Regions from separate parts of the Homo sapiens genome. Here regions 2 and 3 are each linked to region 1. Evidence: chromatin contacts called from ENCODE Hi-C or POLR2A ChIA-PET data. All regions are on one chromosome and are shown on one strand. Each heading gives the region's core, a stretch centred on a gene start or an enhancer-like site at or near the end of the contact. The rest is flanking DNA. Distances are from core to core; before and after follow the strand shown.

Region 1 (4,510 bases), core at 179-2,678:
CTGCAGCCATTAGCTTACATTCCAAAGGGCAATGGACCTGAAGGCTTCTCCTTCCCACCTGAGAGGATCTGTTTATGTCAAAAAAAAAAAAAAACAAAAAAACCAGGTTTCTCTCTTTCCTCCAGAGGGGGAGCCAGGCAGCTGTACCAGCCACCCACATAAGCTGCAAGATTTATGATTTGGAGCTCCTTCTTGTGGCACAAACCAAATCACATGTGTAGGTGCCCACTGCTCTTCTTGCATCGTCCCATGGGGAGGGGCTGCATGGGGAACTGACACAAGATGCTCTGTGAATCATCAGGTCTGTCTTGGATCCAGAACAACATGCTTCCTGTCAGAACCAACCAACCAACCAACCAACCAACGACCCAACCAATGCATACATGTAGAAAAGACTTCACGGCTTCTTTCCCTCAGCCTTGTTTTAGAGACCCACCCACATTCATGTGTGTATCAGTAGTGGCTTTCGTTTTATTGCTGAGTAATATTGAATTGTGTAGACACACACAAAAAAATGTCAACGGTAGACCACCATAAAAATTTTCTAGGAAAGTTCAAAACTTATTTTTAATACACACACTCACACGCACACACACACATGCCCATACACACAAACACACACATTATGGTGGTCTACCATTGACATTTTTGACAATACTTTCATTTTAATGCCAGTAGACATACTCCTCTTGCAAATCCCACTGGCTCTAAGAAAAGCATATTCAGCTTGCATGCATGTGACCCTAAAAGTCAGGTGAAAATCTAAAAGGAAAAGCAGGTACTCCTGTGTATTTGCCTGTGTTAGGGGGAAGAAAAACTTGGAGACTTTAGCAAAAAACAAACAAACAAACAAAACAGAACAAAACAAAAAATCCTTCTAAGGATACATTGTCATTTCTCCTAAACATTCGGGCCATTATCAGCAGGCTGTGGTGTTAAGTCTTGTTTTTTCCTTTCTCACTTCCATTTTTAGCCCACAGAACTAAATCTAACTCATTTTAGGTAGTGCAATGTGAGACACATCATTTGATGCTTCTGACACTGAGGTCCCACAGCTGTGAAGGAGTGTCATGTTCCCTGGTCCACCCACCATTTAGGGCATCAAATCCTGGGGCTCTCTACACAAACAGATCTTGTAGATCTACATGTTTCTGACAACTATGTTGCAGCAGATAGCAACTACTTGCTGGAGGAAGGGTGGCTTTTCTAATGCATTGTAAAGGCAGTTTGGGCTGGTTGTGGAACAGAAAGTGCTGTGTGGACTGGATGACTGTTCTAGCCACACACTGTGGAGGGTGAGGTGCCCGCTCCTTCCACAGTGTCACAAGTTGATGTCGAGCCTGCAGAGCAGAAGCTGTGAAGCACCTGCCTCTCCTGAGGGCAGCCTGGAGGCATCACCTGCTGAGTTGTCTCTACCAAGCTGAAACACACACAGAAACCTCCTTTAGCAATTCTCCACGTGGACCAGTCACTGGAATTGCAGTGCCCTGGGCAAGAGATTAGTGAGATTTCACCAGCTAAGCAGGGCTGGGCTTTAGTAATGCTTGTTAGGGGATTTCCAAATGGTGTGGGGAGAGAATGTGTAATGCCTTCCCCACCTTTTGGGTGATATCACCTTTGAGTAAAACATAGTAAACAAAGTAAAAAATCCTGAGGGCAAGCCAACGAGGATTCTGGGGAAGGAATTTCTACTAAGCAGGGTAGTGCTTTCTCCATGGCCCTGAATCACCTGGCAGGGACTCAGCCTTGGAGGTTTCTTACACCACAAGATCATCTGTCTCAAACGTAGCCAGGGGGAAGTTAAGGGCAAAAGCTGATGTCAGAGACCCCTAGAGGCCCCTAGAGTAGTGGCTCCCAGTTGCTAGATGACAGCATTGTGCACTGTTCCTCAGGACACTCTACTTTGTTTAGTTTGTATAAACCAGTGACCTTTGCTTCTGCTTAGGCCACATGTTTCTGGGTAACTTTGCCACCCATGTACATCGTACAAAGTTCAAAAGTTGGGGCATTTCTCTGCCTCCTCCTGTTGCCTCATCAGGGATAACTCTGAGTTATCATTAAAACATAATGGATACATTTTAAACAAATTTTAAAATGAGATTTTTGTATTATCCTATTTTTATTAAAATATCGTTTGCAAATCTAATTCTCATTTTCCTGATTGTATTTTTTTTTTCCATTTCCAAGCCAAAAAGGATTACAAGAATTTTAACTTTGGCTTCTTAAAAAGAGCTAACTTGTTCTGGAGCACTATTTGCCTTTTTGCTCCTCAGGTCGAGACCACTCATCTCAGGCACGCAGAGGCTGTCTGTGACTATCCCAATTAAACAACTTGCAAGATCCTTCAAGCCAGAATTCAGGGTCGGCTCCAAGTGAGGGACACTTCACTGTTCTCTTCCACAACCAGACTATCATCTCTGCCCTAAGAGGAGCTGACAAGTCCACCTAGCAGACTAAAGAGTTGTGTACCAGGAGTCTCAAAGCTGTCTTCTGATGACCCACAGCTACCTTTCTGGGGGTCCTGGGGAGGTCACTTTCCTCATCTAGGTCTTAATCCCTTTTTATGAGATTGAGAGTTCTGAATGAGAACTACAAAGAACTGTTTAATTCTTGCCATCCAATGGCTAGAGGAGCATTTGGCGTGTGCCAGATATTCCCCGCTGGCCCCAGGGACCTCCTCTGCACCCCTTTCTGCCCTACTGTGCTCCCTAACAGGCGGACCTCTACCAGTGTTATTTCTGGGTCCCCTGCCCTCCAGCCCCTGGTTGGGGGTGGCCAGTAAGATTCACTAGGTATTAAACCCAAGAGACAGATATTTCTTCACTGTTAGCAAAGTCAGTCAGGCACCAGGAGAATGTCTCTGTGGGTGTCACTTAAGGGACTTTGGACACCTATGCTTAGGCTTGTTCAAATAAATGACATGTGAGTACTTTGCAGTTTGATAGTTCTATGAATCATGAATACAGTGCAATGAAAACGTCAACCTATAATGTTACCAGGGATTAATTGCTATGGATTATCATTCTTCTCTGCCTTGCTTTCTGCAAACATAACATTATTCCTTAAAAAACATATACACTTATGTGCACAAACACATGCACACATGATGTTTTTAGACTAATTAACATAATTAAAATTTTCTGAAATAGTTAAGTGGAATAGACTTTTTTCCAAAAATGACAGTTTCTTCTCCAGTGAAGAAGAAAAGACACCTCATAATTTAAACATTTCATTTGAAAATATATTCTCAGAAATGTATAATGTAGATATTGCTTTAAAACAAGCTCATCTTATGAATATTTCTCCAATTTGTCTGTAAGTTTGCCAATTTTTTTCTCCTTGGGTCAGGGTGCAGATATGTAGTGTGTATCAATTAGCATGATATATCTGCAATGTTTATATTAAAAATTACGAAAAACATGCTTCTCGAAACATGTAACTAGATACCAGTTAAGGGAGTCTCTGGTAGCCATGAAAATTGCACTCAGGGGACCCATAAGGTTAGCATTACATTGGAACAGATGATTGCCTAAGATTTGTAGCTGTGGGGACAAAGCTTTTGTCAGATCATTAAATCATATAACATCATAACCCCTTCTGCAGGAAGTCTGGGAGCCAAAATGGGATTGCTGAAATTTATGAGCAGAAGCACATGCAGTTTACTAGATAACTTGAAATAGGTAGAGCAAAATTGGAACCTCCCGACTCACTGAACTTGCTCTCCCCAGGCAGCTGTTGCAAATGGCCATGGTTTCCATGAAGAGTGCACAGATGGCTCCGTCCTCACAACTTCCTTAGAAAGATGGAAAATGGAACTTGTCTTGATGACAGTGTCTGCTAGGTTCATCAACTTCTGAAATGTGGTGACAGAGCATAGACTATAACTCATGGGTAAAAGGACATTGCTTAGAAGCAAATAGTAATATTTGTCAGGGAAGATCTTGAAGAGTTCACTTATTAAAACATTGAGTTGACATCTCTTATTTTGATCAAAATAAATGAAAATGGGGTCAGCATTGTAGTGTATTCTACCTTTAATTAGCTAATTAATTTTTGAGACAGGTTTGAGACCTACTCACTAGAAAGATACATGCATAGAATTTCACATACCCAAAGGAAATGAAATCAGTATTTCAAAGAGATAGCTACATGCCTGTGTTCATTGCAGCACTATTCACAGTAGCCAAGATATGGAAGCAACCTAAATGTCCATCACTGAGTGAATGGATAAAGAAAATGTGGTTTATAGACACAATGGAATACCATTCAGTTTTAAAAAAAGCAGGAAATCCCGTCATTTGTGACAACCTGGATAAATCTGGAGAACATTATGCCAAGTGAAATAAGCCAGATACAGAAAGACAAATACTATATGATCTCACTGATATGTGGAATCTTAAAAAGTTGTAATCACAGAAGCCGAGAGTAGAATGCTGGTTGCCAAGGGCTGGGGGCAGTGGGGAGGAGTGGGAAGGGGTGGGGCAGATGTTGATCAAAGGAAATACAATTT
Region 2 (4,660 bases), core at 734-3,233, 1.0 Mb after region 1:
CAGGCCCTGCTACCTGCAGATGAGCCCAGTTCCTCTCAGCTTCCCCCTCTGCATGAGCCAGCAGAATGCCTCCACACCCCCACCCCAGTCCCAGATTTTCCATAGCAGCTGAAGGAAGATTCATCAGCATGTCAGCACCAGATGTTTTCTGTTTTTTCTGTGGAAAGTAACCTGACCCCTTTCCCACCTGACGATCCCAGTCACAGCTGTCACAGTAACCAAGGACACAGCGCCTTTTTTTTGTTGTTTTTCTAAGAAAATACCAAGATGAAAATCAGGAAGAACAAGGGAAAGCCATCTCCTAGCTGTCGTGGATCTCTTAGAGCATAGGTGTGCCCTGTAACCTGGCAATGCACCCGGAAAACAAAGCGTGCGACCTCAAGGGTTATCACCTGCATTTTGCAGAAACCTAAGAGAAATCCACATCAGTTGCTTGGGAGAAAGTGTTTCCTCTTCATTACACAAGTTCTTCGTAGAAAATAATATATAATATTTCTTTATTTGGGTTTTCTTGGACAAATCCTCTATAGGGCAGCAGTTTCCCATGGCAGCTAGGCCAAGAGATTCCTGATCAGAGACTGCCATCTGCTGGATGAAGGGGATGGCCAGAGGCTTCTGTGCTTCGTTTTGTTTTGTTCTGAATTCTAAGAAACAAATTGCAGGGCAGATGGGGTCTGATTAATGCAGAAGGGAGTGCTTTTGGCATTGATTGACAAGGAAATTGGCTTTTCTGATGCAACCATAATGGATCAGCCATGGTTACGGCTTTCCCCTGTGTTAGCCCTCAGTAGGGTTATGTCTACCTCATTTGGCAGAAAGTTAAGGCTCAGCGAGGCTAAACCACAAATACAGAGTTACCCAAGTAATAAGCAATAGAACTGGGACTGGGACCTTGGACTATTAGATCCCAAAGATGCTTGATCATCCCAGAGTGAGTCAGAGGCAGTTAGAGGATGAGATTCTTAGGCAAGGAAGGAAGTGAGATGCTAGAAGGGTCGCAAGGAAGAAAAAGAGAGAAAGAAAGGGAAGAAGGTTGGTGGTGGGACCTAAGCTCCAAACACTCTCCGTCCTCACCAGGATGGCTCAGGATGAACCCAGAGCTCTCACATAGATGGACAGACTCACAATGGCCAGGAAGGAAAAAAAAGGATGAAGACCACAAGTAGGTATAACCATGCACTTGCAGAGAAGAGGGGGCATATTGGGCTGTGAGATTGTATAACCAGTGCATCAAGGGACACGGAATCAGTGGCACCATTTCCTGAGTCTGCAGTATAAAGGTTAGCTGGCTGCCCAAGGAGAAACACAGCAAGTCAAAGAGAGGTCAGAGGTTTCTCCCTGAGGTCTTTATACAGAGATCATGATGTAGCGTAGTCAAGGACAGCCTCACCGATGTCCTCATGGCGAGCAAAGTCATGCATTTTACAGGGCTCTGTCTTAGAATGTCCCTGCAATGTACATTACATTTTAGGAGCATTCAGGAAAAGTACTGCAATAAAAGAAAGCCATGTGGTCCCCAGAGCACTCTGATGATGTGGCTTAAGGCTGGGACCAAATGAACAGTATTGAACACTAGCAAATGCCTAGGTGCTTGTCTCCGTGAGTTTTCTTTGCGACGCATTTTGACAAGCGTGGGATAGCTCTGAGTTTGACATTTTATCTTCTGAGATGAAGCTGGAGAGAAGCCAGTCCAGGCATCCCGTGCTGCAGTGGCTTTTAGGGGAGCTGAGGACGGCAGTCTTCCTGTGTCCAGGCCCCCCAACCAACCTCCTCCACAGATGGGCAGAAGAATCTCAGTGAACTGCATTAAAATTGGTCTTTACCCCATGAAAGATTGGCAGTGGTGCAGGAAAAAGAACAAAGGGCCAAGCCTCAGTCTCCCCATCATCAAATTAGAAGAGTTAGCTAGATCCGTGATTTCAAACTTCCCTCAATCCAGCTCCCTGCTCAGCCCTGTCCCAGCCCGGCCCCAGAGTCCTTCCCTGAGTGCTGCAGCTGCAGCAGGACTGAGAATTCCCACCCTGAATGCTACAGCTGCTTCCCAAGTATGAAGCTGAACAAATGAATTTTCTCACCAACTTGCTCACATGTCTGACCTGACAGTGCACCTGTACCTCAGCTCCTCCTCTCTGCAGTCCGCCTAGGGCCCTCCCCACTACACTAAAGAGAGGCGTTACCTGTCCTAGGAATAGCACACTGTTCCCTGCTCTCCCCCCACCATGCCCCAGCAGCTTCCCAAGCTTGGCATTCCTACCAATTCATGTAAGCCAATCCCAAAGGACTCTATTTATAGTTTTCAAATATTGGCACATGAGCTGCTTCCAGCCTGCCAGGTACTTTCTGAGAAAGAACACAGTACAGCTCTCTCTTGCTCGCTCTGCCTCTCTCCCTCCTACCTCTCTCCTTCTGTGTGTGTCTCTCTCTCTCCCCAAATGCTGCTTTTAAGCCTATCAGCCCCTTCACCAGGGACTGTGAACACAAAGACCAATGCAAAAAACATCTTCAACTGAAGCCATTCCAAATTGGAAACAAGCCACCATCCATGGAGAGTTTGGGATGGTTTGGAAAAAAGTATTTTGCTATTGCCAAAGTTCTAATTCAGCATCCTTTGAAATCTTACATTCAAGAAGTAGTCCTTATATAACACAAATTTGGTGAGAACATTCCAATGCTCATCATTCAGGTGTCAGGAAAAGATCCAAATAATAAAAAACTTAAATGAGTCCTTATTTTTTTTTCCACTGGGGCACATATGGCATTCACATGTAAGAAACACTCATAAATGTGTGCCCAGTATTACCCACGACTCACTGGAACCCCAGGCCAGGGGTGGGGACCACAGACACTGAGTGATGGTACAGGAAGAGGAAAGGGGTAGGCCTCCTCCACTGGGCAATGGTTTACTTCTGTGACAACAGGGTCTCCATAGCACAGCATGGTGCCCAGCATGATGATGGGCATCGTTCCTGCACCCTGGGGTCCCCAGAGCTGTTTGGGGTCCCACTGATGGGATGCAAGTAGAGATACCGGACAAGAGCTGGAGTGAGCTGAGGCTGCTAATGTTGCCCCATGGCAGGCATCAAAAGTTTCTTCCTGCCCAGGCTGGGTTGGAGCAAGGAAGACCCTAAGCCTCCCCAGCATCTACCGTATTGTTAGATCTGGAAGTGGGAGCCCTCAGAGAGTATAACTTTGAACCCTATCACAAAATGCTGATATAAGACACAAACAGAGAGCATTCCCCTCTCTGTGCCTTGGCCCACACCTGGGATTGGTGGAGCCTCACATCTCTATGACCTTTAACCTTCACCATCACTGCAGTTGCCTGACTTCTCTTGTTGCCAGAACACACAGAGCTCATAACCAGGGAGCATTTGCAGGTATTTCTGCCTCTGTCTGGAATGCTCTGTCTCCTCTCCTTTTCACTCTGCCACCTGGCTCTCCCTGTTGGAAGGGCCACTATCTGAAACTGCCTTATGTCTTCATATGTTTCACGTGTGCAGCTGTCTCCCCTAGTAGAATGTAAGCTTCAGGGGACAAGGCACTGTTTTATTTATCACCATACCTCCTGCATTTAGCATGTTAATTAGTCATAGTATTTGTTCAATTAGACATGGCAAATTGATACTAGCTACTCTTTATTGAGTACCTATAATGTTGTCAGAGAGTTCACATGCCTTCTGGGAAGTTCCCAGAACAATTCCATGAGACACAAACCTCACACCCAGCTTCAGTCAAGCTGGAATACTATCATTAATATATGCAAATTCAGTAAAGGCAGCTTTATATGAAAGTAAGGTACCATTCCCTGAGCCTTCTAATGGGCCATCTGACCAGGGGAGCAGTGGGAGTAGAGAGAAGTGGGTGAGTCCCAGGGTCAGATGTGGAGGGTGAAGCATGTTCACATGTCTGTGCTCCTAGGAATGTACCCCTGCATCTGGGGTGATGCTTCAGCCTCACCCACAGTGCCCTACACACCTGTCATGCACCATTTACTGGAATGGGTTGTTAGGAGAACGTTCTGCACATTTACAGGGTTTAACCTTCATCCTGGAGAAAAATCACAGCCCTCAAGCTTCAAAGATTCTCATAGAAAATTTCTGGAAAATAGAGATCTCTAGAATTACAAGTCAGAATTGATGTGATTCTTCTGAGACTGAACTTGGAACCAATACAAATGAGAAAAAAGCAGAAAGAATGTGCGCCAGACCCACGTCTGCCCCACCCCCCGCCACTGCAGCCTTCTACTCCTCCCCACCCCGTCCTACAGAATCCAGTTCTGACCACCGCTGTCACTCAGCGTCTCTCCAGTTATCCCCAAGGGGCTCGTCAGTACCAGAGAAATGTAAACTAGAACCACGATCCAGTGCCCCTTTGAACCATCAAACTGGCAAAATATAAAAAATAAGAAACCAAGCATTGGTGAGGATGTGGAGCAGTGGAAACCCCCCTACACTTCCAACTGGAAGGTAACGTGGCCCAACCACCTGGAAAATCAATTTGACAAAATTTAACAGAACAGAGCATATACAGACTCTACAACACAGTCATTCCACCCAAAAGAGACAAGTGCCCATGTGCTTGGGAGACGGCCAGCTGTGCAGAATGGCTCTCTGCCCACTGGAAACCAAGGAGGGAAGGCAACAGCCAGCACTCCCTCGGG
Region 3 (4,956 bases), core at 39-2,538, 1.3 Mb after region 1:
AACCCCGTCTTTACTAAAAAAATACAAAAAGCCGGTCATGGGGGCAGGCGCCTGTAGTCCCAGCTACTCGGGAGGCTGAGGCAGGAGAATGGCATGAACCCAGGAGGTGGAGCTTGCGGTGAGCCAAGATTGCACCACTGTACTCCAGCCTGGGTGACAGAGAGACACTCAGTCTCAAAAAATAAAAATAAAAATAAAAATAAAAATATGCCTGTGCCCTTGACTGGACTGGACAAGTTGCTGGTGACCAGGAACGGAGCCCTGCCTTGACCTCATTTGCTCCTGGAGTACACCAAGTCGAAGGCAGACACATGGAATTCTCAAAGAAGTTATCCCTCAATCCAGTGTTTAAAGACACTGATGACTTGCTTAACTTTAGGCCACATAAGTGTATTTTTATTTCAAACTCTCCATCAACAAGAGAAAAAGCACCATGTACCAAGAGAGTCAAGGCTTAAGGTATCAGCCCCAGGAATGCCAGTCCCCAATTCAGAAGTCAGCCCTCAGGTTCCTATCATCCCCCAATGCCAGCCGTTGCTGGGCAGCTCCTATTCAGCTCTGCTTCCCCTAAATTTACTAAGCAAAAGAGCAGAACCCTCAAAGCATCCCTAACAGAAAAGAGTAACATTCTCACTCAATGCTCCACTGGTGGCCCAGGCAACTGTCTACGCAGGCCTCAAGGAATCTGTGAACTCAGAGAATGAGTTACAACCGCATATTTGGAGGGTAAAAAGTTAGATAGCTAAGCCCCATAGGTCAAAGACTTAAGTCAGGCAGGGCCAACACTAACCATGATTTCTTCACTTGGAGCTGAAAATGACTTCAGATGTTCGCAATATTGTAATTCATGACCTAAAGCAATTGAAAGGTGGGTAAATATTGGCTGCAAACGAAAACACAACCAAGTCCACTATGCTGAGATGACAGCATGGATTAAGACCCAGCCCAGTCTAAAAGGGAGAGGAAAAGGCAATCACAAAATAATGCTGTGATGCGTCCAACAGAGATCTGTAGAAACCTCTCCTGGGGCAGAGTCTCAGGAGAACACTTTCATTTTCCCTGGCCTTATGTAAGTGCCCTCGGTAAGAAACAACCAGCAACAGCACTATTTGTTTGTGAAAACTTCTTGAGCAGGCAACACCTTTGTTTACAAGTCGGGTCACTGGAGCGAGGTTCTAGAGCCAGCAACCATGAACACAAAATTCAAGTGGCCGTGGATTTGTCCAAGCAGGGGCAGCAAGATGAAGCATGTGTTTACAAACTGTGGACCTGAGAGCCGAGACCAGGGAGGGAGCAAGCCGGATCAGGCCCCTGGAGCCCTGCCAGACTCCTGATGAGCCCGCTGCCCGCATGAATTCCTGAACAGGGTTACATAACGCCTCGGCTGCCCTCCCCATGGCACTGTCTGACAATGCCATATTTACTAAACCTCTTGAGGTTCTGCCCTTTTGAAAGGAGCAGACTTAAGAATCTGACCTTTTGGGAAAAGCACACTGCAAAGATGGGATGGGTCAGGTGTGCAGCTGGGAGGGGCCAAGCAGGGATGGGCTGGCTGTGTCGAGGCGAAGGCAGACGGTGGGTCAAGGTCAGCTTTGCTGTTGCCTGCAGCAGCTCCATCTGCTAGTAACTGAGTCCAGGGAGTGGCAAGTGGGGCTCTGTTTTCCCAAGTCACTTTCTGCAGTTAGACTTGACTCTGGCCCTTCCTTCTCTGTGAACTTGACCACTGTGATCTTTGCCAGTAAGTCCCAGTGCAGAGGCCCTCATGAGGAAAGCCAGGCAGATGTCCCTGCAGGCAAGGCAGACACCAGAACCACGGAGGGGAAAACTCAAAGAGGACAAGAGGCCTTTTGAAGGAGGAGGATTAAGGATGGCTACCCCGCCTGGGAAGCCACTTTCCGCCTTCAAAAGTACACAGACAGCCTCAGAAAACACCCAGACTGAGGGCACCAAGCCATCTGCAGTCTTCAGGGTGTAAATCTATGCACATGCTTTCTGCTCGTTAGGATCCTCTCCAAGCCATGACTGTTGCCAAAAGAAATAAAACCACCTGCATATCTGAACTTTACACAGAAAAGGCCCTGTAACTTCTTCCCCCACTACAGCCTTCTCAACTTAAGGATTGCTCAGTGAACCTGCAGCAGGGCACGTCACGCAGGCACAGGGAAAAACTGAAGGAAGGGCAAAGTGAAGGCGGCGTGGGCATCCTGTGCTGAGCATGGCAGAGTGGGTCACTGGAAGGTCGGAAGAGGCTGGAGAGGAGGAATCCGGTGCTGCTCCTGCCCTGCACACCCTCAGAACACCCAGAAGAAGCATGAACGGGAGGAGGGGATGGCTCCCGCTCCTCTCTAGGGATGCTTTGCCAATAATGAGAAACGTGCAACCGCATTTTTTTCTTCCTGTGTTGTTCCCTTAGGTCGTTTTCAGAGGGAGTCAACAGCACTGAGATTTCTGGGCTTTGGCAAAAGATGCACTCCCGACTCTGATGGGAGTGCTGGCAGTGACACCCTGGGTTTCTACTCTCCAGGTCGACCACAGATGTGAGCTCTGCTGTGAAGCCACTCCTTCTCTGACACGCTGGAAATCATCTCTCCCACCTAACCTTTAGCTCTTGCCGCCGCGCACCTTCTGCCATGCTCAGTTCCACCTGCCCTAGCTATCTGCATGCTCATCTCCCTGAAGGACCCAGACTCCCGGGAGCAGGAGCCCTGCACTGCCCACTCACGTGTCCACCGCATCTTCTCATGCAGGCCGCACGCTGAACGTGCTCAGGATAAAGGCTGGTGACAAACCACAGCCACAGGGACTGGGCCGTCAATGGCACCTGACTGCGCTAGTAATCTTACTAAACTTTCTAGGAGAGGTTTATTTAATAAACAGACTTGTTACAGGCTGAATGGTGTCCTTCCAAAATCCATAAGTTGAAGGTCTCAGCACTTCAGCATAGGGCTGTGTTTGGAGATGGGGTCTTCACAAAGGTAAATTAAAATGAGGTCATTAGGCTGGGCCCGAATGAATGATAACTGGTGTCCTTGTAAGAAGAGATGAGGACATAGACACACAGAGGGAAGCCCAGGTGAGGACACAGGGAGAAGACAGCCACCTCCAGGTCAAGGAGAGAGGCCTCAGGAGAAACCACCCTGCCCACACCTGGATCTCAGGCTCCCAGCCTCCAGGACTGTGGGAGAATCACCTCTGTTGTTTAAGCTGAGACCAAAGGGTGAAGCCTGAGTTGAGAGGTCAGGGCCAGGGTGGGTGGACAGTGCTAGATCAGCAGGGCTTGGGGACAGAATGGCGGGATCAGCTGGGGCAGCAAGAGGCGGCTGGCGGGTTCCAGTGGCCTGAGGGACACAGAGTCTGAATGCCAAGCAGGTTAGAGCCAGCAACAGGTAGAAGACCAGGAGGAGATGGCAGGCTGGAGAACGCCAGCCCAGGGTGGCCTGGAGGCCATTGGGAACACTCCCAAGGGCTGCAGGTGGGACACTGAGGAAAGGAGGCCACCGCCTCCTTCACCCACTCACGGCCCCTCTCTGCCCTGCCCCACCCTGTTCCTGGGCCTGCCTCATTTATCAAGTGCCAAACCCACACCTCCACCACACCCCTTCCAAGTCCCACCCACACCGCCCACTCAAAGCCTCATTCCAACTGCTACAACAGAGATGCATGTAATGTCTACTCAGACCACACGCTTGGGCTGCGGTGCCCACTACAGGGTGGGACAGGATAAGACGCAGCACCATGGGGAGAGGGCCTATGGGGTGGGTGGGGTGCTGGGGGCTCTTCCAGAGGGAAGAGGCAGTGGCTGCCCCAAAGACTAAGCCACAGTCTGGTCCGATAGAGGAAAGTGACCTGGTGATGCCGCAGGGTCACATCGATGCAGTTTCATCCTCTGCCAGGCGCTGTCCTGGGAGACTTATGTGACTGAGTACATTTAATCCTTACAAACCTGCACTAGGCAGAGGTCTAACACTTCCCAAAACAAAATATGCAAATATGTAAGCCCTACAAAATCTGGTTTCAACCTTCCAAGACAACGACTTTCCTTGCAAGACAGACATCCTTACAACAGCATCAGCCTTTGTGGGTGCCTCAAGCCTGGGATGCTTCATCTGTTTGTATAATAACACCCCTTCCAACCTGGAGCCAACTCACAGGACACGTCCATCTGAGTCCTCCTGTGACCTCTCCCACCCCGTCTCATCAAGGCCTCTGTAGGCTACACGGTATCAGTAGGTTCCCTCCTGCCAGAAAGCCCATGTCCCCAACGGGATCCTCTAGGGCAAAAACTTCACTCATGGGCCTAGAGCAAGCATAGCAACTCCAAAAGCACAAAACATTAAAAAAAAAGACTACTGGATGAATGACAGTAGGAAGAAGGGGCCACAGAAAATAATGAGGAGGAAGGAGGGAGGGAGCAGAGAGGAGGAAAAGGAAGAAGGGCAAGAGGAGGAGGGAGAAGTTTGTAAAGGCAGGGTGGGAGAGAAGAGAGGGGAGAAGAGAAGGAAGGAGGAGGAGGTAGCTGGGAAGAGAGGAGAGGAGCCAGGCACTTCCCAGGAGACTGCCCCCGCCCGCCTGGTCTCAGGAAGACCCTGCAGCTACCAGCCCATAAACAGCCCAGGGGAGAGGGCCCCGCCTGGTCTCAGGAAGACCCTGCAGCTACCAGCCCATAAACAGCCCAGGGGAGAGGGCCGTCCCATGCTCTTGGTGGGCGGTAGGGGGGAAGACACATCTTAGCCTGAGGGTCACCCTCTATGACTGAGTTGTTCAGCTGCCTCCCATGAGTCATCTTAAAGGGACGGAGCCGTGGGGCAATAACTACTCATCACTGAAGACCTGGTTCAGGGAGCACCCGCCCTTGAGATGCTGCCTCCCAGGGCAGGTAGAACACTACGCAAACAAGATGAGGGCGGGTGCAAATCCTACCAGCATCGCCCCCAGCCTCTCTTGGCCTATTCTTTT

Evidence for each region. A loop is a pair of places that touch in the nucleus more often than their neighbours do. ChIA-PET counts read pairs that join two places held with the same protein, here RNA polymerase II (POLR2A). Pooled maps may share reads with other maps.
Region 2: a loop to region 1 is called in a map of HepG2, with 4 times the contacts of the local background. The contact joins two enhancer-like sites. A Hi-C loop is called at or near these places in 2 of 168 maps with a recorded cell type or tissue (HCT116 and HepG2) and 4 of 50 pooled maps.
Region 3: a loop to region 1 is called in a map with no recorded cell type, with 12 times the contacts of the local background. The contact joins two enhancer-like sites. A Hi-C loop is called at or near these places in 1 of 37 single-sample maps with no recorded cell type. POLR2A ChIA-PET finds 5 or more read pairs at or near these places in 1 of 52 experiments (BJ).

What each region holds. Positions count from the first base shown.
Region 1 is chr7:46,152,728-46,157,237 of GRCh38, forward strand. No RefSeq gene overlaps it. Among named protein-coding and RNA genes, the nearest start is that of IGFBP3, 230 kb to the left of the region's middle. RefSeq lists enhancers at 1,547-1,616, 1,764-2,058. Within about 2 kb of position 1,429, at least 5 of the 41 ENCODE cell types and tissues checked have a DNase peak (open chromatin) inside an H3K27ac peak, as active enhancers do.
Region 2 is chr7:47,179,813-47,184,472 of GRCh38, forward strand. No RefSeq gene overlaps it. Among named protein-coding and RNA genes, the nearest start is that of SNORD151, 280 kb to the right of the region's middle. Within about 2 kb of position 1,984, at least 6 of the 41 ENCODE cell types and tissues checked have a DNase peak (open chromatin) inside an H3K27ac peak, as active enhancers do.
Region 3 is chr7:47,404,708-47,409,663 of GRCh38, forward strand. All of the region lies in intron 13 of TNS3 (tensin 3), which reads right to left. Among named protein-coding and RNA genes, the nearest start is that of SNORD151, 58 kb to the right of the region's middle. Within about 2 kb of position 1,289, at least 24 of the 41 ENCODE cell types and tissues checked have a DNase peak (open chromatin) inside an H3K27ac peak, as active enhancers do.